Linked DNA regions of Homo sapiens: region 1 is linked to region 2. Evidence: read pairs that join two places in POLR2A ChIA-PET (ENCODE). Cell type or tissue: GM12878. All regions are shown on one strand. Links, peaks and the distances in the headings refer to the core of each region. The heading gives the core; the rest is flanking DNA.

The links. Peaks named below come from ENCODE experiments on the same cell type or tissue, not always from the same donor. Only the 100,000 strongest peaks of a DNase experiment are listed, where the experiment ranks them.
Region 1: POLR2A ChIA-PET joins it to region 2 with 10 read pairs; 1 of 35 experiments calls an interaction of 5 or more read pairs at or near these places.

What each region holds. Positions count from the first base shown.
Region 1 is chr5:143,163,773-143,174,613 of GRCh38, reverse strand. The region is part of intron 20 of ARHGAP26 (Rho GTPase activating protein 26); the gene reads right to left. Among named protein-coding and RNA genes, the nearest start is that of ARHGAP26-IT1, 23 kb to the left of the region's middle. In GM12878, for the core only: no CTCF peak of the experiment used is centred there; a DNase peak (open chromatin) is centred at 7,800.
Region 2 is chr5:143,635,735-143,646,575 of GRCh38, reverse strand. No RefSeq gene overlaps it. Among named protein-coding and RNA genes, the nearest start is that of MIR5197, 39 kb to the left of the region's middle. In GM12878, for the core only: no CTCF peak of the experiment used is centred there; a DNase peak (open chromatin) is centred at 4,815.

The DNA.
Region 1 (10,841 bases), core at 1,770-9,769, 470 kb after region 2:
TTTTTACATTAATCTATTGCTTGGAATGGCTATTATATCAGTTGATAAAATTTCCAGACAGTATAAAAGGGTATCAGTATAAAAGGGTAGACAGGAAAAATAACTCTTCCTTCCCTCTCCAGAAGTAACCATTAGTATGAGTTTCTCATATTTTCTCCAGAGATACTAAATGAACTTGCAAGCTGGTGTGGGTGGATGTGTGTGTGTGATTTCACACTCCCCTTCCCTTTAAAAACAAATGACCACCAGTTATTCACATTGTTCTGAATCCTGACTGTTTTCCTTAACAGTATCTCCTGGAGATTGCTCCATCATTACACGAAAAGTTGCCTCCTCGTTCTTTCTTAGTGGCTATGTAGCATGCCATTGTGGAGATGTACAACAACATACCCAACCGGATCCTTAACACTGAACAATAGATTGTTACCTATCTTTTATTTTGCATGGGACAGAATCTCTGAGCTGGATAAAACAGAAGAGGCACTGAATGAATATTGACATTTTGTTCTACCTGCTGCCATCCTCCTTTTAAGAAATACTGATTTCTAAACAACATGGAGAGGCTATTGGAAGAAACAGATGTCACCCTTCCTGCTTTACACACAGGAAGATACAACACTTCTCTGTTTTGATGCTGCCCTCAAACAGCAACTGAATCTTGGGAAGAGGAGCTACTTAGTTTTGCCAAAACCAAATTCATCTTTGTGGGCAGACCAGCCTCAATGTCTAACAGCCTTCACCAAAGAAAAATCATCTTCAGGGTAAATTTTTTAGGTATAGGGAAGCCTAGGGTGCAGTCTAGGTCAAGGTCACCTCTCCCTTCCACACAGCATGACTCAGAACTCCAATTCTACTTGGGCTCTGATTTAGGACATTCATAGTCTTTGGACAAAAAAGCTCCCAAATGGTGAGGTGGGGAAGTCTCTGCAGTTAGATTTTGTGGACTTTGGGCAAGTTACTTAACCTTTCTGAGGCTGCTACCGGCAAAAATGGGAAAACAATACCCACCTGTCAGAAGTGACTGTGAGGATTAAGAAAAACAATGCCTATGTAAATTGCGAAGCGAAGTGCCTGAATTCGGAAATGTTGACTCTTACTAATAAAACAATGCAAAGCCACTTCGTTTTTGGAGAAACATCTTGGACCTGCCTAAAAATACGTCTCTTGAAAATTCTGGCCTGTGGTGATTTTCCGCTCTCCTGACTCCACTCCCTCTAGGCCCTCGTGGCTCCTGCACACCCTGCAGAATGGTTTGTTACTTCTCAGGCATGCAGCATGAGCCGGGTGCAGTGGCTCATGCTCGTAATCCTAGTGCTTTGGGAGGCCGAGGTGGGAGGATCAGTTGAGGCCAAAGAGTTCGAGGGCACTCCATATTTATTTTCTCCTTGTTTGTGCTTGCACAGTTCCATTTGCTTGCAATGTCCCCCATCTTCCCATGGGTAACTTTTACTCACTTACCAAGATGCAGCCCAGAGGGTGAGGCTCAGTGTCCCTCCCCTGGGTCCCACTGCATCCTGAGTCTGTCTCTGTCACAGCACTGCCAGGCTACCTTAAAGAAACCTGGGTGCAGGTCTCACGTACACGGAATACTACCTTCCCAACAGTATCCTGGCATGCCGTAGACATGGTAACTGCTTGCTGAACTCGCATGAACCCTATGGAGACAAGAATTCCAGTCAGCCTCAATAAAACATGATCTATGCCTCTGGCATCTTCTTTCAACCAACAACATGGGTATCTGCCCTTCGGGTATTTATATTCCCACAGACCTCAATTTAGAATACATGTCATGTAGCTCCTATCAAAAGCATGGCCAAGATAACTGGGATCCTCTAAGAGGGATCCTGCCTTCCACCTATCATTCTGTTACCAGGCCGATCACCAGCAAACATGCTTTCTCCAGGTTGTTCTCCTTGTTGCACCATAGTAAAAACAACCTTTCAATACTTCAGCTTAATATCAGACTCTGTATTTAATCAAAACCAATGGGAGTAACAGCCCTATATAGAGGGCCTCATTTATTTTTTGCATGAAACTGCTTTGGAAGATATTATCTATTGAGCTATTCAAAATCATTAATATAGAGATTCACATGACAAATTAATATTATAACTTGTAGCTCTTGATGAACTGGCATGCTTTTTTTGAACAGACAATTGAACTATACATCCCATTATATTTTTTCCCTTCTTTGTCGTGGCTGCTAGGTGGCTCAGGACAGTTTTATGATGAATTACTCTCTTCCTCTCTCAGCCTTTGTTAATCTTATTTTTTATTCTCATTTTACTCAACTGTACATGTATTTTTTTTTTTAAAGAGTAACAAGCCTCACATTCCTGGATTTTATTTGGTTATCAACCATGCTCAGAGGACAGTTGCCACCAGATACCTGGCACATGTCACCCAACTGTGCTCTAAACACACGCATGCATGTACAGAATTTGTCAGCATACAAAGACTTGAAATAACAAACAAATGCCTGCACTTAGTAAAGGCTTGGCATTCTTGAAAATGCTGCCTCAGTTTTAGCTGGCAATAGGGGACAAGCATGTATGTGATGGTTGCCTGCACAGATTTTGAGATGGACATAACACCCACACTGTAAAGTCATCACTTAATAAATCTATTGAAACCAGTCTAACCCTTAAGGGGACAATTAGACCTGGATTCTAAGAAATAAAAGGAAGGAAACAAAAAAAAATGCAGAGGAAGTTCAAATCCCAAATCGCAAACCTAACAGTAAATGGGAAATGTAATCAGTAGATGCTGGGATTGTGCCTACGCCAGAGATAAATACTGGGCTTGCAAACATCCTGCTACCACCTCTTCAATTTGGAAGAAAGCGTAGTGACAAGCAGATGGTCAGCTTTTGAGGGAAAGTTTTTAGTTTTGTTTTTAATGGCAGAAATGGGCAAATGTAGGAGGAAATCTCACAAGTATGGGAAAAAAATAGCTTACCTGAGATTGGAGAGTTATGGAATGCTTAAGGAAGTGACAGCACCTCTGGCAACATATTTAAAGTTTAAAGAGTTGGCTTGATAAAAGTTTGAAACTTGGGAAGTAAGGAGGTGTCCCATAAAACTTTATTCCTCTCCCCTCCCCTCTCCTCCTTGTGATGCAAGTACACAGCAACTGCCTCCCAGCAAAGGAATGGCCATATTCCTTGGAGTATGATCTCCAAGTATCTGTCAAATCTCAAGATCTCAAGTGCGGCTCTCATCTAGGGCTACAAACCATGGCCAGGAATGAGGGACTAGCCCTCAAGACGATGGATGACTTGTTGGCTGGGGGTCACACAGGCCTCAGCTCAAACTGCTGCTTTCTGTGACCTTGGGGAAGTCACTTTATCCCCCTGAAACCCAGTTTCCCCATCTGTAAAATGGGAATATTGATAGTGGTTGTTCATCTAACTGGGTTCTAAGATTAGATAACATATGGAAAAGCCCTAGGCTAGTGCCTGGCAACAGCAGATGGTCAATAAACATTCCTCCCATTCTTTTTCCTCCTTGGAATCCATTTTTATCCTTTATATTCTCTGTCCTTTATTATAGCTCCTTTCAAGGATTTCCTGCTCTTTTTTCCCCTCTCTTTTTCTCTTAAACTCTGGCCCGCTGACCTCTGTTTTTAGGTACTCATTCTCTGCTTCCTATTCTCCCATGCTCTTGTTGTCTCCCCAAACTCCCCCAGCATCTGATACTTGAACGATACCAGAGAATGGAGGGCAAGAAAAAGAAGAAACATGACTGGGCTGCTTCAGTCTCTTTCCCAACACACCCAGCTTCTGTAGCTTGCCAATACCCAACCATTGCCCGCAGAAGCAACTAAGCATAGTGGTTGTGGGTGGGGCAGTACTAGAACCTGACCACCTGGGTTCAAATCCCACCTCTACCCTCAGGTAAGTTAGGTAATCTCTCTATGCCTCATGTGCAAAATGTGGAGTACAACAGTACCTCCGGCATTATGTTGATTAAATAAGTACACACATGTAAAATGCCTGGGACACTGGGGCTTCCTTAATGTGAATTATCATTGTCATTACCACCATTATCATCACCATAGCTCATGGAGACTTCATTTCAACCTTTGAGAACAAAATTTGTTCTCAGGATATGAACCAGGCACTGGAAGATCAAACTGAGGTGGAATTTTCCAGCCGCTCAATGTGATTCCTGGCAGAAGAAACAGTTCTTATCCAAACTCATAGGTTTTGGACAATGTCACAACAAGTTGGAGACTTTTGCAAAGCTCGTGAGGTGGATGCTGGCTGCCCCACTGTTTCTGGCAGGCCACCAAAAGATGCCACCACCCAGTGGCCTGTGTCTGAGGAGCTCTCAGAGCTGCTGAGCCACTGTTTTTGCATGTTCATGGCTCTCACAGAAGACAAGGGGCCAGTCCTTTTCAGATTCTTTTCCTTCTGCTTAGTCACATTCTAAGATGCACTCTCCACAACACTGTCATTAAAATGAATGGAGGCCAGCCCCAGCACACCGGTGTTTGCCATTTGTTCTCTAATAACCTGTAATGGGCACTGATAATGAAAGCCTTTTCCCAGAAATTTGTTTTTTAAATGAATCAACTGTGTCCAGGGCTAAGTAGGAAGATAACATTTTCTTCATTTTTAAAAAACTATAAAATACGTTTTTCTTAAAGGAGGCAGTCAGTCAACTAGGAATAAAATAAATTATGCAAGAAGCCTTTGGACTGAAAAAAGGGGATATTTTCAGAGATCATATAAAACACTATTGAGGGGAAAGAAAGCAGTACAAATTTGGATCCTGGAGTGTAAAGTCACCAAATCCTTCACGAAGTCCCCATAAGAAAGGTCCAGTGTAGTGACATCTGTGGCTGTCTCTTCTCTGAGGACCACCCCTTCTCCATCCGCAGAGTCCGTGTGCCTTGGGTGTTGTTCTCCCCTCCCACCCAGTCAAGGGTGAACAGGTGATTCAGGCCCAGCCCCACAGAGGCTCACTTATACCCCTGGCCACAAAGATTGGTTAAGGGATGGGGATGGGACTCAATGTGGACCAACAGAAATTAGGCTCAGCCTGTATTTCAAACTGCTGAGAAAAAGAGGCTCTCTCTTTCTTTTCTGCTGGGCTTGGGCTTTTTAAGAAGGTAAGTCCAGCTGGTGGTAACCACCCTGCAATCAAAAGGAAAGAGCTTATCTAAGGAGAGTCAGCAAAGAGGAAAGCTGAAATGAGAGCTGGCAAGAGCTGGGTTCTGATGGCAACACCTGTGCCCCTGGACCCAGCCATGCCTGAATACAAATGTTCCTGCACAATGGAAAACCAGTAAGTTCCATTTTAGCCTAACTTATTTGGGCTAGGTTTTCTGTTACTTGCAACCAAGAACACTGATGGGTAAATCTGCTCAAGCTGACATACAGGGTCTTGAATAGAACTGTCTGTACATGTAAAAGATGTCACATTAGGGAAATTTACACCAGTGTTCAGTTTTCAGAAACATGTGAGGAAGACAGGAATAGCTCCTGTTAGAGCCCAGAGAGGCCCTGGATTGAGAGAAATGCAAACATTGCAAAAGCAAAGGCCCCAACAGTCACTTTAGTAGTGCATGGTGCTCTGTGACAATGTGTCAGACTATCACCACTGAATGTCTGGGATGCAGTTTCCATAGTTCACTTACAGTTTGAGAAAGAGAAGGGATGCTACCCATCCAAATGAAAATAAATACCACATGTACTTTAGCAGGTTTAGCATAGTAAGTGAAGGCTAAACAAAACAACTCTGTGTAAGGAGTAAAAATAAGCAGGCATTTTCTGTAAGTCTACGTGATCACTATCTATATCCTCTCCTTATTAATCCCACCATGAATCTGGTCTATCCTGATTGTTTCTGAGTTGCTTTACCCTCTCAGAGCCTAGAGCTAATCTCCTAGAGATATAGCCTAACTCCAAGGCAACCAAACAGCCTTTGCTAAAAGCTGAAGGTGTCAGAATTTGTCTGATGTGCTTAGTCTTGGGTTGCAACACAGAAGAGGAATACAGCTTATTTTTGAACCTATTTTGTTGGCTTTTTAACATTATAAAACTCAAAGCAAAGAGGATGATGCAGAATGTCGTAAGATCTTGTGTGACACTCAGAAACCAAAACAGGCCCTTTGTGGAAGAAAATTTGAGCAAAAAAAAAAAAAAAAAAAAAAAAAAAAAAAGAGTTCCAGATGGTGAGGTCTATTTGACTATGAAGCAAAGCTGTGATGAAAATAGGGAACGTCTCAGGCAAGTCAATTACATGAAATAAATTGACAAAAGATGTTGCATCAGGAGCCAGCTAGCATGGAATTCTGGAATGGGAAGACAACATTACTAGGCTTCCCCAGCTTTAGTGTCTGAAGAGGTAAAAAGCATATTGACACAAGAAAACAAAACAATTGTAATATTACAGATGAGAAGCATATGTTCAAAGTTAACTATGAGCAGCTCCCCACATGTGCCCTGTATGATCTTGCCTCTGAGCCTTTTCCCACTGTTTGCTGTCTAAATCCAACCTATCCTCAAGATGCATGTTCAAGTGCCAATTTGATCACAAAGCCTTCCTTGATCATCCCAGTTCAAAGTCATCTCTCTTGCCTAGGAATTCCAGCAGCACTTTATCCTGTAGCACCTAGACCATTCAATACAAGTACTTTATGTTTCTGTTATTTCTCATCGTGAAGGGCACGATCCCCTGTAACTCATCTTTAATGTGTTTACATATTGAAGACATTCAGAAAAATCTGTTGAATGGCAGAGAGAGTTAAAAAAAAGCTCAAAAAATGCTTCCACTATCTCTTGTCAGTTTCTCTTTGCACATTGGAATGGCTGCAGCTGAACTTTCTATATGTGATGGAGAACACGGCTGCTGGATATTCTGGTAGGCAAGACAAATTCTTAACCCAGCACCAGTTAAAACAAAACAAAAAAATCCATGAAAATATTATGGTTGGCCTGGCTTAGTCATGCGCTTGCCCCCATACTATTACCATCTCTAGGTCTTAAGGAATTGTGATACACAATCTACATCATTGATGAACAACTCTACAAACAAATGAAATGTAATCATTTGAGCGCCCCTATTCTTATTACAAACAATGGATTTCTTTTTTTTTTTTTTTTTTTTTTTTTTTTTTTTTTTTGAGATGGAGTCTTGCTCTGTCATGCAGGCTGGAGTGCAGTGGTGTGATCTCAGCTCACTGTAACCTCTTCCCCCCCGGGTTCAAGTGATTCTCATGTCTCAGCCTCCCGAGTAGCTGGGATTACAGGCGCATGCCATCAGGCCCAGCTAATTTTTTTTTTTTTTTTTTTTTTTTTAAAGTAGAGATGAGGTTTCAACAATGCTGGCCAGGCTGGTCTCAAACTCTTGACCTCAAGTGATCCACCCACCTTGGCCTCCGAACATGCTGACATTACAAGCATGGGCCACCGTGCCAGGTGAACCAAAGGAAACCTTTCTAAAACACGGCACACATTTTTCTACCTTCAAAGACAGAATATATCAAATGCAATTTACTTGAGGTGAGAAAATTATAAAAATCAATACTGTCTTGTGCTGTTATACAGTTGTGACCAAAGAAGCTGCTGCTGGATTTGAAGGGTAGCTAGTTCTTTATCCAGACCTTTGTATTATTACAGCTTTTATGACTTCAGAAAAAGTTCTTCTGGACTTTGCCTCATCAGCAATTATTAACTTTCTATTCTGTGAATGTAACCACCTTTTGTGGTATGACTGTTACTCCCAAAATACTGGATGGCAGAAAGCCAAGGAGCCAAGTTTGTTGTAATTGTCTGCAAAAGGTATGTCCTGGACTTGGCAGTCTTCGAACGTGCTCTACCTTCAGTTCCTGCTGAAAGGTTGGTAACCCAGTTCACTGTGGCTACAGATGATTAAACTGTAGAATCCCCTGCCTCAAGGTCTCCAGTCCATAGATGCTTTCCCTCAGGGCTGGATGGCAGAGAATTTAGCAAAGCAGCAGGTGAAATTCTAAGGAGAATGAGGCTATGAAAGCACTGGGGCTGTCAGGGGTCATGGCAATCCAAAGCTAAAAGGAAGCAGAAGCTGTGAGGGAGAGTAAAGCCCAGGCACAGAATGGTGGGAAAGAATAAGCCAGAGGGGAGCACTGAGAAGCAGCAACTGGATGTAGAGAGGCCAACACACCAAGTAGCTAAATGGTGGTCATGTGGAGCCAAAAGAGCCACTCCACTCCATTCTGGTCCTCGCCTTCCTCCAAGTGGCTCCACCTCCTTATAGTTCCTGCTCTGCCTGGACCCCAAAGCCCTAAGCAGCCTCTCCTGGATTCCTGGTCTGGGCTTCCTGCCCACACTCCCTCAGTCACCCTGATCTGAGGGTGTCCAACAGGTCTAGAGAGCTGATGAAATTGTGGGCTCTTCCGGCTACTCAGAGAGCTTTTGTGTTCACTGCCAGCTACGTACATGGGGTTGTTCTAGATGAGTTAGGGGAAGGGCGTGTGTTATTCTTTAATTGAGATATGACTGGAACCCAGAGGGCAGCCTCCCTTCTCACCTTGTGCCCATCACGAAGCAGGACTCTGCACCTCAGTACAACCCTCCAAACACATTCCAAATCCCCAGTGCCTGTTAAAAGAGCAACGATGACCATAATTACGGCAGGTAACTTTTACTGAGCCCTGATTATGAGCCAGAAGCCATGCAAAGTGCTCTACATGAACTATTTCATTTCATCCTAACAACCCTAGGAGGTAGATACTACTACTGTTTCCATTTAACAGATGAGGCTTATAGAGGGCAAGGAACTGTTCGTCGTACTCAGAAATAGAAAATCAAACACTACATGTTTTCACTTATAAGCAGGGAATAAATAATACACATCATGCACATAAAGATAGAAATGACAGACACTGGGGATTCCAAAAGTGGGGAGGGTCGGTGGGGTGATGACTAAAGAATTACCCATTGGGTACAACGTTCATTATTGGGTGATGGGTACATTAGAAGCCCAGTCCTCATAACATCACACAATATACCCACGTAACAAACCTACACATGTACTTCCTGAATCTAAAATAAATTTTAAAAAGGAAGTGATCATTGTAAAACAACTAATAAAGTTGGGATGTGAACTCTTCAGTAAATCTGCCCCCAGAACCCAAGCTCTTAATACTGTGGAAGACTGAAGAATGAGGGAGTGGTTCTTACCGAAGCCCGCATGAGGTGACATGGACGAGGATTCACATTATGCACCGTGTACAAGAAAGTCCATTAAACTTCCTTTTAGATATTTCTGTTCCCCAAAGTTCCTCCCTCACTGACAACACCCTCATCTCTCCTCCCTCTTCCCCACCCAGCCTCCAAAAACCCCAACCTGTATGTTCCACTCAACAAAACCAGTGCAGGGCCCCTAGGGGCCCTGATTCGACCCCAGCTTTGCACAGATACACACTCAGGTTTCACAGCTTCAGCATGCAACCAGGCCAGCCCCATGGTGATGTGTAAAAAGCAACCTTGAAAAGATCATATCCTCTCCAGAGGAAAAGAGCCATCTTCCTAGTTCGGCACACGGGCCAGCTCAGCTGAGCAGAGATGGTGTTTTCTTTCTCTTACTTACTACAAATTCTTGGATTTCTATATGAATCCGAAGTAAAGCAAAGCATAGGGCTGTGGCAGCATACAAATAGGGTTCTACATGAAATCACATTGCTCTTCTCTTTTGAGGCCCGACACACTGATTATATATTCAGATTCTAGATGAGGGTCTTAGGTTTCTGTCGAACATTTTTGTACATAGAGACCTAATTCTTCCTGAGGTGTGCCAAGGCCAGTGGGTTACACTGGGAACTTGCTTACACAAAGTGAACCAAAAATGATGACTAAGGCAGAAAGCTGGCTCTGAGTTTCATCAGGAACACTCAGGTTATGGCTAACAGCGCTCTCTATGCTCCAATTCAGAGCTAGCTATAGTCAAAATACCAACTCAACACAGGTTTTATTAACCCTCCCTTTGTAATGCCACTGGAGTTGGCATACTAGTGAAAAGAATAAACTCCTGGAGGCGGAAGAAGAGCTGCTAGTAGAAGGGTAGAAAAATCAGCCATGGATGCAAAGAAAAATACAGCAAAAAGAGTCTCATTCTTTGAAATGATGAACCAGGGCACTTGCTTGTGGGCATCTAACCTAATTGATTCAAGCTGAAATTAAAGGCAGAACTTAATAACTTAATAACTGGCTTGTAAGGAAGAGGAAATTTAATTTAGAATTTCCTTATAGACAAAGAAACAGAAAAGAGAGCCCTCATACCTATACAGAGATTTGGGTATTGCATGAAAATTTGATAGTAAAACTTCCCCTGACCCATGGCAAGGCACAGTCTCTCTTCACTTATTTTTTCCTGGTTACATTGATTCAGGGTTTAAAGAACTACTCATTCTCAAAACTTTCCTTTTCCATATAAGGTCAGAAAATAATCCTTCAAGATATGAACTAAATTTTATTTTAATAGGATATTTGATATACTGCATTATATAAGAAATTGTTACAAATTTTTGCCCACTACAAATATTAGTAAACTGCTAGATGTTTGGGAGAAAAAAAAAAAAAAGAACAAATACAACCTAAAGATAAAGTCTCTTGTTGCAATGGGGTGGGGAGGACTTCAAAAATGCAACACATGCAAATGATCAAATTGCAGCTTTTCATTCTTTGTGATATTTTTTCCTTTCTATGTCATTCTTATAGTCCAAATTTTAAGTTTTCTTGAAATCTAAAACATTAGAGCCATAGAGGTCTCAGTGGGAAAAAAACAAAAAATTGGGGACATAGCTTGGTAGGGTCTGAGAGGTAGGAAGCCTCCTGGAGAACAAGAGAAAAAAGA
Region 2 (10,841 bases), core at 920-8,919:
TGATTTTCCTCTGAGCACTGCTGTGATTTTTTAAAGCAAATACAGAATATTAAAACTCTGCATAACTAAGGGTTTACTAAAGGAATATATAATAATCCTAATATGTAGCTAAAAACTACAGGAATTCATAATGCAGCTAGCTGATGCTCTGGGGTTACTCAAGAGATTTTTTTTCCAGTTAAAGTAGAATAGAGAAGAAATTGTAAAATCAACCAGGAGTCATGAGTATAAATCATGAACTTACACCAATCTGTGCCTCAGGCCAGGAGCTCACCTGTTTTGTATCCAAGTGTGGAGGAGACGAAATGACATGACAAACTTGTGGCTAGAGGAACAGTGGCTCCTTCCAAAAGTTAGAGTGATATGTTAAGTGCTGAAACCAAATGAAATCCATTCATGGGCTCACTGACCAGGTTCAGAATGGGTGATTGTCCATCATATGCAGTAACTCTGACAATTGTTTGTGGCAATTACACCTCTACATCCTGCCCTGCCTACCCCATCTCCCCTACCGTCTCTGACAGTAACACACTTTCCTTCCAGCCTTATCTGTAACCCGATGTGCCTGGTGATCCACCGTCCAGTGCGCATTATAAACCATGTAACCATAAAATATGAAACGTCAAGAACATTGAGAATCAGGGTACACGGTACTATGTGACTGTGTCATACTGCTTTTTTAAATCTCAGAACTGACAAGCAGTTAGCTGACTTGATGGGATGAAAATATAAGGTTTGACTAAAGCACAATTCCAGGTGTGGTCCAGAACCAACAACGTCAGTCAGCATCACCCAGGAAATTGATAGAAATGCAAATTATCCGGCCCTGCCCGAGACCCACTGCATCAGAAACTCTGAGGATGAGGTCAGCAATCTGTGCATCAACAGATCCCACAGGTGAATCTGATGCAGGATAACATTTGAGAACTAATGGACTAGGAATGGAGGCTGATTATTTAAGGGACCTAATATAACTTCCTAACTCAGTGCAGCCTTCGGAGTGGTTGTGTAAGAGCCTGCTTCAAAAAGGCTTCATTCCTTCCCTTTTGAAATTGTCTTCAGAGACTAGGACCAGAGTGGAACTTGTTTGTTCACGTGTTTTCTTCATCGGATGGCCTTTTATAAAAAGCCGAGTCACATGGCTTGAGATTTGATCCATCTCTAAATGACTTTTGTCAGTTTTTCAAACTCACACTCAACCTCAGAGGACAAAGGTTTATTTCGTTGAAGGTGTTCAGAAGGATGTGCTTCGGGGGATTGTCCACAGGTGTGTTTACTGTGAATTTGAGCGCCTGTTATGCCCGGTCTTTTCTCTGGATTTGTTAAATATAGCACCCACCTGGAACAGTCTGAGAATGTGGCTAGGTAACGATGAGGACCAAATACAAAATAACAAAGGACAACCTGATATACCAGGAGACACCAGGTTGTGGGTCAGAGGTCAGATGGCACCAAGAAAATTGATGTATAAAGTTTCCAGGACAGCTCAGCTTGCATCATTTGGATTTTTTGACGGTATTTTCATGATGAGCCATGAAACAGCTGCCAGATTTTGACGGAGATATAGCAATGCAGTGAGGGCAAAATACCACAAAGAGTTTGCAGAGGAGTTTAAGAAGCAAGATGTCACAAAGACTAATAAAACAAAATTCCACTCTGTTTGTTTACTATGGCCATCAACACCTAGTTTTCCCATTTGGCCTGCATAGTGTTTCCCAGTGAAATGTAGCTTATGCATAACTGAGGTTTGGGAAGTATTAAGAGGCTTTAATGATCCAAAGCAGCCCCAAGCTATGGGAGTGAGACAGTGGCTGGATTTACACATAACTCATAGACGTCTTCACAGAGCTCCTGTAAAGCAATCCAAAGTGCCATATTTAAAAAAAACTTCCTCATGTGGCTGTCCACTCCCATCTGGGGAGCAGTCAAGATGTCAAAATGACGAGAGGAGAGGTTTCTGTTCTGATATTGACCAGAAGCCTTGACTGATTTCTTTGATAGTCCAATATTTATGACTTCATCAAAACCTACAACTAGGTTTTTTGAAGCAGTAAGTTATTCAAATTTTATATGTCCCATGGCCCTATTTCCCATTGCGGGGAATATTAGGAGTAAATGCTATTCTAAGTCAATTAGTGAAATAGAATAGCAATAAAAAGAACAATTAAAGAACCATTGTTCTAATACCTTATTGTATTTCACCTGAAGGGCCCCCAGCAAGGACTAATAAAGAGAGCAAATTCAAATGGGATTTGCCAACGTATTGGTCAGAAATGCATTCAGCTCCATTAACAACAAACGGACAGTAGTGTAAACACATAAGGAAGTGTTTGTCTCACATAAGAAGCCTATAGAGAAGCAGTTTGGGGTCAGAAAGATGCCTTCAAGAATCCAGATTTTTCTCTTATTGGTCTTCTATCCTTGTCTTGTGCTTTTGGCTTCTGATGGCATCAGAGAAGTACCTCTAACATGGCATATTTCAGGCAAAAGAAGAAAAGAGGAGATAAAGTACTAGCACATTTCTGCTTACAGCTCATTGGCAGAACAATCACGTGGCCATATCTGGCTGTCAGGAAGCCTAGAAAATCAGGTTTTAAACTTTCAAAACCTCTGAAAGAGAGGAGGAGGTTGGATCAACTAATCTAGGGTATATTATTGCAAATAGCATAATGAATAGCAGATGCCTGGATTGATATGTCCTAATGCATTTCAGCAAACATTGTCAAGGGCCTACTCTTGTTAAAGGTTCACATGATACAACGTGATAAAGACAAAAATAACACCAAGTGTATAAGCAAAGCCTTTTGTCTTGCTGGAGGGGTGAGGGAAGGCTTTATAGACTAGGTCAGTGCTCCTCAAGCATTCATGTGCATTCAAAACACCTTGAGATTTTGGTAAAACGCAGATGCTGATTCCATAGATGTGGGGTGAGGCCTGAGATTCCGCATTTATAACAGGCTCCACGGAGATGCTGGTACCACAAGTCTGTGGAGCACGCTATGAAGAGAAAGTGTTTAGGTAACATGTAAACAGAGCTGAAGGCATGGGTAGCAATTCACCAAGTAAAACAAAGGAGGAGTATACCCGAGGCTGGGGGAACAGCAAGCACAAACATACATGCATCCTCTTCTACGCAGTCCTTTGCCACACTCTCTGTAGAGTATCTTCTTTTACATATGTGAAGGTATTCACACGCATATGTGAATGGATGTTTGGATAGATACAATAAGTAGATATTATATATTTTATCAATTGTGCTATATGCTCATGGCTACTGAGTGGCCAAGCAAATTCTCAACCAATGAGGACCCTACCACACTCTTCTAATACAATTTGTTGGTTTTTGTCTTCTGTAACTTTTCCTTCTGCTATTTATGTTGTGTTTTAGGGAACAGGTTTCACTTATAATGTTTGGGGGAAAACTTCCAGTATTAGTGCTGGAGCTGTTTAAGGAAAGAGGAAGAGAACCACTTTGGATCTTAAAAAGCAAGGTTTACCACAGAGTCACTTCAAGAAAGTGGTTAAGGACACAAACAATAAAGAGCATTCCTTAAATGTTATAAAGCCTGTCATAAGCATGACTGGAGCTTGGGGTGACTGACTAACAATTGTGTGACCTGTGGCCTGGAAAAAACTGTGGCCAGAGGGATGTTGTGATTTCAGAGGATTTGACAAAATTCAAAGAGCCATTGCTAATGCCTGATGCTAGAAATAGCTCTTTGGGGAGATTATGCTGACATGACCCCACATGTGGTTAGTTCAGGTAGCATTTCCATTTCCAGGAGCTAATCCCCCATACTAAGTGAGCAATGCCTTTTTGGGCACATTGAGAGACCAGCAAGTAGCCTGATGTTCTAGAGCACAAGACAAGAAGAGAGGGGTGGTAGCAGATGAGTCTGGAAAGTCAGGTTGGTTTAGCTATGCTGAGGCCCCCCTGCCCTCAGCCCATGGGCAGTTCAGAACTACCCAAGTTCATAAATGAGGGAATAACATGGTCACACTCAGGCTTTAGATAACTTTGTTGGCAATGCAATGGATAGATGCAGGAAAAGTGTAATGGCTAAACTGAAGTTAGGCCAGGTAGAAGGAGAGATGATGAGAGCCTGAATTAAAGCAGTGGCAATAGGAAGGGAGACAAAGAGCAAGATTCAACAGTTATGTCAAAGGTAGGCTCAGTTGGGTAAAGGAATTTGTAAGATGTGTGCTTGAAAAAAAAAAAAAGAGAATTGAAGATGACTCTAAGACCAAGGTAGCAACTTGGATGAGCGTAGTATATTTTTTTCATTTACATTTGAAAGCCTTCAGTTGTTCATAGGCCCTCCACACCCATTTGCCTTATTCTTGGCCATTTCATGTATCTGTGACACCTGCCAGAGTCTGAAAGCTTTTGAGATTGAGCCCAAGAGTTCTGGCTGAGCCAACAGGTTGAATAATAATGCTTCCAACTGTGAGAATGAATACAGAAGATCACGTCTGCAGGAGGAAGATAATTCAGAGCTTCACCAATAGAGAGGAGAGTGATTTGGCACTCATGGGTTGAGGACTAGCCTGGACCTTGATTCACTTTTTCTGTGACCTTAAGCCAGTTCTTTTAGCTTTCCAGTAGCTATAAAGCAGAAGAAAACATCCACCGCCCTGTGAATAACTCCCCAAAGCCACTAGGCTCATAATATTGATCCTGGCCCAGTACACACTAATCAGTGTCATCTCTCCTCTTTATAGGCAACTTTATGAGCCCTCATTTCCCTGTGCACTCAGCTCTCTAGACTCAGAAACTATCTGCTGAAGCACTCCCAGTGCTTCCCCAGAGCCGTGTTGCCTGTGAAATCAAAACCGAGAGGGGAAGAAAAACCAGTCCGGGGGTATCAAGTTTCTCTGGGACCCACCATTCAATTCTCAGTATGCAAGAATTTTTAGAAACAGTCCAGTGTTTATTTTCATGGTTGCACTAAAGACCTCTGGAAATACCATAGATAACCACAGCACCAATAACTATTTAATTTATTACATTTGCACATGCTGATGGAAAGAAACAGATCTTGGCATAAAGACAACAACAAACAAATGTAAATTACAAATCAGACAGTCAAATTGGAAATTGAAGAAGACTCAAAATCTACCTTCGGTTTTTCCATTCCCATGTAGTATTATTAGATCCTTTTATGTTTTATTTCTGCTAATCTGATGTCTCTCTTCAATAAATGAGTTTTTCTTTTTTCTTCTTATGCATTCATTTTTCTTTTTTTTGAATAAGGCACTGGGGCTAGTCCTAGGGAATACAAAGATCAAATAAGGCCCTGCCTCTAGTTAAGTCATGTTTTAATATTGTGTCTTGTGCAAAGTTCAAGTCAAAACAAATTTTAGAAGACGAATTTAACCTATTAAATGTTGCAAAAACCTCATTTAAGCTTATGCTTTTTAGTGAGGAATTGGGAATAAACTAAGCTGAAAGTAGAAAAAAATCAAGTTCTATACCGTGTACCTTCATGATTATGCCATTTGGTCCCCAATTATCTCCCATATCCGTTTGTTTCCTCAAGCTGAAGCATCTTCATTAGGTCAAATGCATAAGTATAAATAACTAAACTGAAAGCCCACAGGTGACTTTTTCTTCCAAGTGGCACAGCTACAGTTTCCCTCCACCTGCTAATGAGTAGTCCCAGTAGGTTTTGCTCAACCCATGGACTTCTATTTGAAATCAGAAGAGTGAGGCCAGGAACAGTGGCCCACAACTGTAATTCCAGCACTTTGGGAGGCTGAGATGGGGAGATCACCTGAGGTCAGGAGTTCAAGACCAGCCTGACCAACATGGCGAAACCCTGCCTCTACTAAAAATACAAAAATTAGCCAGGTGTGGTGGCAGACGCCTATAATCCCAGCTACTTGGGAGGTTGAGGCAAGAGAATCACTTGAACCCAGGAGGTGGAGGTTGCAGTGACCGGAGATCGTGCCACTGCACTCCAGCCTGGGCAACAGAGCAAGACTCTGTCTCAAAAATAATACATAAATAAATAAATAAATAGTGAAACTAGTTCGTTTTCAGTTTCCCAAGACCTTAAACCTGGTCCACGTTACTATCTACTCTCACTTAGACCAACATCTAAACCATCTAATTAGTGTCTTACTTTCCTCTTGTTCCCTGCGTCCTATTCTCTACACTATAAACAAAGTAGTCTTTTGAAAGCACCATCTAATTTCATTAACTCAGTGCCTACAACGTATTGTGGCTCTTGGGGTAAATACCAGAATCCTTAACATGATGTTATACCCAGCAAGATCTACCTACTCCAACATCTCCATGTTTGGCTTATATTGTGCTTCTCTTTCCCCTATTATTTGTTCTCATAGCACCATATAGCTCTCTTTGAAACCCTTTGCAAGGTATAATTTTAGTTAATTACTTGATGACCCTCATTTGATAATAAACAGCAGGAGAGCAAAGACCATGTCTATTTTGGCTCATAATTATATTCCTGGTAGCTAGCTTAAAGACTTGCATACAAAAGGCTTTAACTATGTTTTCATTGCATGAATGAAGAAATACATAAATAAATGGTCAATTGTTTTCTCAACCACTAGGTACTGTTTTTAGTAGTCAGAAAACATATTTAAGGGATGAAAACTATGTCCATTTCTTACAATTCTACAATAAATACTACCTTCTAAATGTCATGGCCTTGGTGGGAAGTTATCAAGGGAGTCAGTAAAAGGATACATATTTCTACCTTTCCAGAAGAAAGAAGGGAGAGGAAAAACATAGTTATGATCCATTATCTCTGAAATTCTCTTCAATTGTCTAAATGTCCCAGTTGTTGAATGAATCTTTAACTCCCTAGAAAAGTACTGTGTGTTCACCGGGGCCTGTCAGAGGGTGGGGGGCAAGAAGATGGAGAGCATTAGGACAAACAACTAATGCATGCAGGGCTTAAAACCTAAATGACTGGTTGACAGGTGCAGCAAACCACCATGGCACATGTATAGCTATGTAACAAACCTGCACGTTCTGCACATGTATCCCAGAACTTAAACTTACAAAAAAAAAGTACTGTGTGTTTTATTTATAGAAAACATGAATTTTGAGGGTTTTTAAAAAATATATAGCCAATTATTTTACAAATGCTATAGAAAACATTCTTGTTTGTTTCAATTTTATTTACATACTGGCCCACCTTTTATAGCTCACTAGTTGTTAGACATTGGACCACAAAGATGGATAAGATATACCCAATGTTCTTGAAAAGATCTGAGCCCCACAAGGCATGATTGTCTCTTAAACAATACTAAGCAGTAAGAATTGCAATAGAAATGTGCATATGTCCCAAATGAGAAGGAACTGATATACCAGGAGAGTCTAGAAACTTATTTTGAGATTTATATGGTTAGTACATCCAAGAAGTTTATAACACTTGGCCATGCATAGTATATACCAAGTGAAAAAGAATGCCCTTTCTTCTGTGTGTGTAAATATTGTGTCCAATTAAAATTTTGTCTGAACAAGATCTTTCTTAACCTTTGATTCCTATGTAACTTCCATTGTCCTGAATTGTTTTCTTCATTTCTGATTTTTGACTCTTGTTACCAATTTTGTCTATGGCAGGGGTCCCCAGTCCCTGGGCCACAGACTGGTACTGGTCCATGGCCTGTTAGGAACCATGCTGCACAGCAGGAGGTGAGCAGCAGGTGAGCAAGCAAAGCTTCATCTGTGTTTACAGCCGCTCCCCATCACTCACATTACCACCTGTGCTCTGCCTCCTGTCAGATGAGAGGCGGCATTAGATTCCCATAGGAGGAAGAGTTCCTATTGTGAACTGCACATGCGAGGAATCTTGGTTGTGTACTCCTTATCAGAACCTAATGCCTGACAATCTGTCACTCCTCCCATCACCCCCAGATGGGACCGACTAGTTGGAGGAAAACAAATCCAAGTCTCCCACTGATTCTACATTATGGTGAGTTGTATAATTATTTCATTATATATTACAATGTAGTAATAATAGAAATAAAATGCACAATAAATGTAATGTGCTTGAATCATCACAAAACAAACCCCTCCTCCTTGGTTCATGGAAAAATTGTCTTCCACAAAACTGGTCCGTTGTGCCAAAAACTTTGGGGACCACCGGTCTAAGGCATTTTCCTTCAAGTAACCTCCCAGTAATCAACCTTGACTACGCTAACAACTTTGTCTCCTGCATCATGGACAGAACCAGTAAATAGACTCCTGACCAGCCCTGTATTTCATCTATCCCTCCAACCTAGGCAAGACCTGTACATGTATTTTATGTAAAGAGGGAGATAGATGTGAACACAAATAAACTTGCAACACCAGCAAAAGCAAACAGTATGGTGATATGAGAGGCCACATAGCATGTACTTGAGAGTATGTGTTCTCGAGTAAGAAGTCAGATGCTATCTCTTATTAGGTGGATGAAATGAAGCAACTTACTTAACCTCAATCATGAATGAGAATAATAATGATATCTATCTCATAAAGCAATAGCAAGTATTAAAGTAAAGAATTTAGGTAATATGCTTAATACAGTGCCTGGCACCTAAAGGACAAAAAATAAACAATAGGCATGAGAATGATTAACAAAGGAATTATAAAGATGTGTATAAAATGCTGCAGGAAACCAGATCAAGTTATGAGTGACTCTGCTTAAGAAGTTCACTGAAGGAGAGACATTTGAGCTAAACGTCAAAGAGTAGAGGGAAGCCAGGAGGGAGATTGGCAAAATGACATTCAGAGACAGGAAACATCACAAACTAAAAATAAATGGTAGATTTGAGGCTTAAGAGACTACAGAAAAAAATAAATGATAAGCTTGCTTGAATCAGGGGCTCAGCTCTGGATAACAGAGAAGAATCTAAACTAAATCTTGGAGATATTTCCTAGAACGGGTTTCAAGGTGATGGCATAAATTGTATTAAAGTCGTTTGTGTGTAAAGTATATGCCATTAACAGCCTTGACTTCACAATATGGAGTTGTTATTAAAAGCTCACTCTCTTCTTTGAAGACATTTATATGGAAACGCTAAGTGTTTTTACAATCATGATTATCAGCTACTTCTGTTGTTGAAAATTCCTCTTAACATTTTGCTGACCAAAGTGCACATTTTCAGGGTCAAACTATAAATTCAAAGATATAGGCCACGATTTCCTTGTTTACTCAGAGGCTACGTCTGGGCTCTGGAGAGACATTCTTCTAAACTCTCCCAAAAATATGCTTTTGGTCATCACATTCAAACAGAACATTCTTCTTGAATCTTACTATTTTATGTCAATGTCTGTCTCTGTCTCCCCACACCCCCTATGCTGGCCCTTCTCACTCTTTTTGTCAGTTCGAGCTCTTTCATGATTGGCACCCTCCCTGTGAGACTTTGAACAATTTGGTATTTTGCTTATGTTTGTTTTTAGCCTCACATATGCTATGAATCACCCAATACTTTCTGCTCCATTACTACCAAGCTGACGTTTGAAAAACACAGTTTGCTATTTTATTTTCCTCTTCCATTATTCATTCGGCCCCTCCAAATGTATTTTTTTTTTTACACATGAACCCAGCGCTAAAAATACGCATCAGTTGAAGGTTCTGCCAAAATACTTAGTGAATGAGTAATTCAACTTATCCAAGACCGAAAGAAGTATGGGGGTCCTCGGAAATGAATGAACCAATTTGTCTGAAACCTGACTTCATTAAGACATAAAAGTGTGACTATATGGGATATAAAGTCACTGAGTCAGTCTGACATTCAATGTAGACCTCATGTCAGCCTTCAGGAATTGACATCCTTCCCCAAATATTGCAGGTTCAGCCAATGTTCTTATTCACAGCACAAGCATAGTGTGACCCCTGTGTTCTTTTTTAAATTTCTTTATAGCTCTTCTCTTTATCTATGTTTGTTTATTTTCTTGTCTGTATCTCTCATATAGAATGTAATTCTCTGAAGGAAGAAATGACTTTCTGTGCTGTTTTCCCAGCACAAAATGAGTGCCTTGAACAGGGTAGGTGCTCAAATTTGTTGAATCAATTGTCCCCCAAAGTCCAATAAGCCCTAACTATTAATTCCTTTTTTAACTTGTATTATTCCTAAGAATAAAATAATAACAATGGTTATAATTCACGACTCCCTGCTACATGGCTAGAACTGTGCTAGCACACTAATAGAGCTATATAACATTATCCTGTGTCATCCCCACAGCTTCTCTGAGTGATCAATACTTGTACCTCATTTTGCAAATTTTGCAGACTATTGAAGCTCAGAGAGGTGAGGTAATTCATCCAAGGTCACATAGCCCAGAAGCAAAAGCTTAGGCCTTAAGTCTTGGACTGCTTTACCAGTTTATCATACTGCCACTGCTTGCCATCAAGTGCCATGTATCTTTGTCAAATAAGTCCTTTTTTGTTGAGTCTGGATTGGAGCTAAAGAAAGGAGTTGTCAGTGTGAGTGGTTTGCTTCCCCTCTTCTCATATGTTGCAGAGCGTTAGGGATGATTATTCACTCTCCTGCTTCTTGTCCCTCTGGCTACTTCAGTTCACCACACCCTTTGGGAAAAACAAAACAAAACTGACCTCTTTTCCAAAACTCATCCATCTTTCCCAGTTATATTTCTTTTCTTTCTTTTTTCTTTTTTTTTTTTGGAGATGGAGTTTCGCTCTTGTTGCCCAGGCTGGAGCACAGTGGTGCAGTCTCGGCTCACCACAGCCTCTGCCTTCCGGGTTCAAGCGATTCTCCTGCCTCAGCCTCCCGAGTAGCTGAGATTACAAGCACGCACCAACATGCCTGGTTAATTTTGTATTTTTAGTAGAGATGGGGTTTCTCCATGTTGGTCAGGCTGG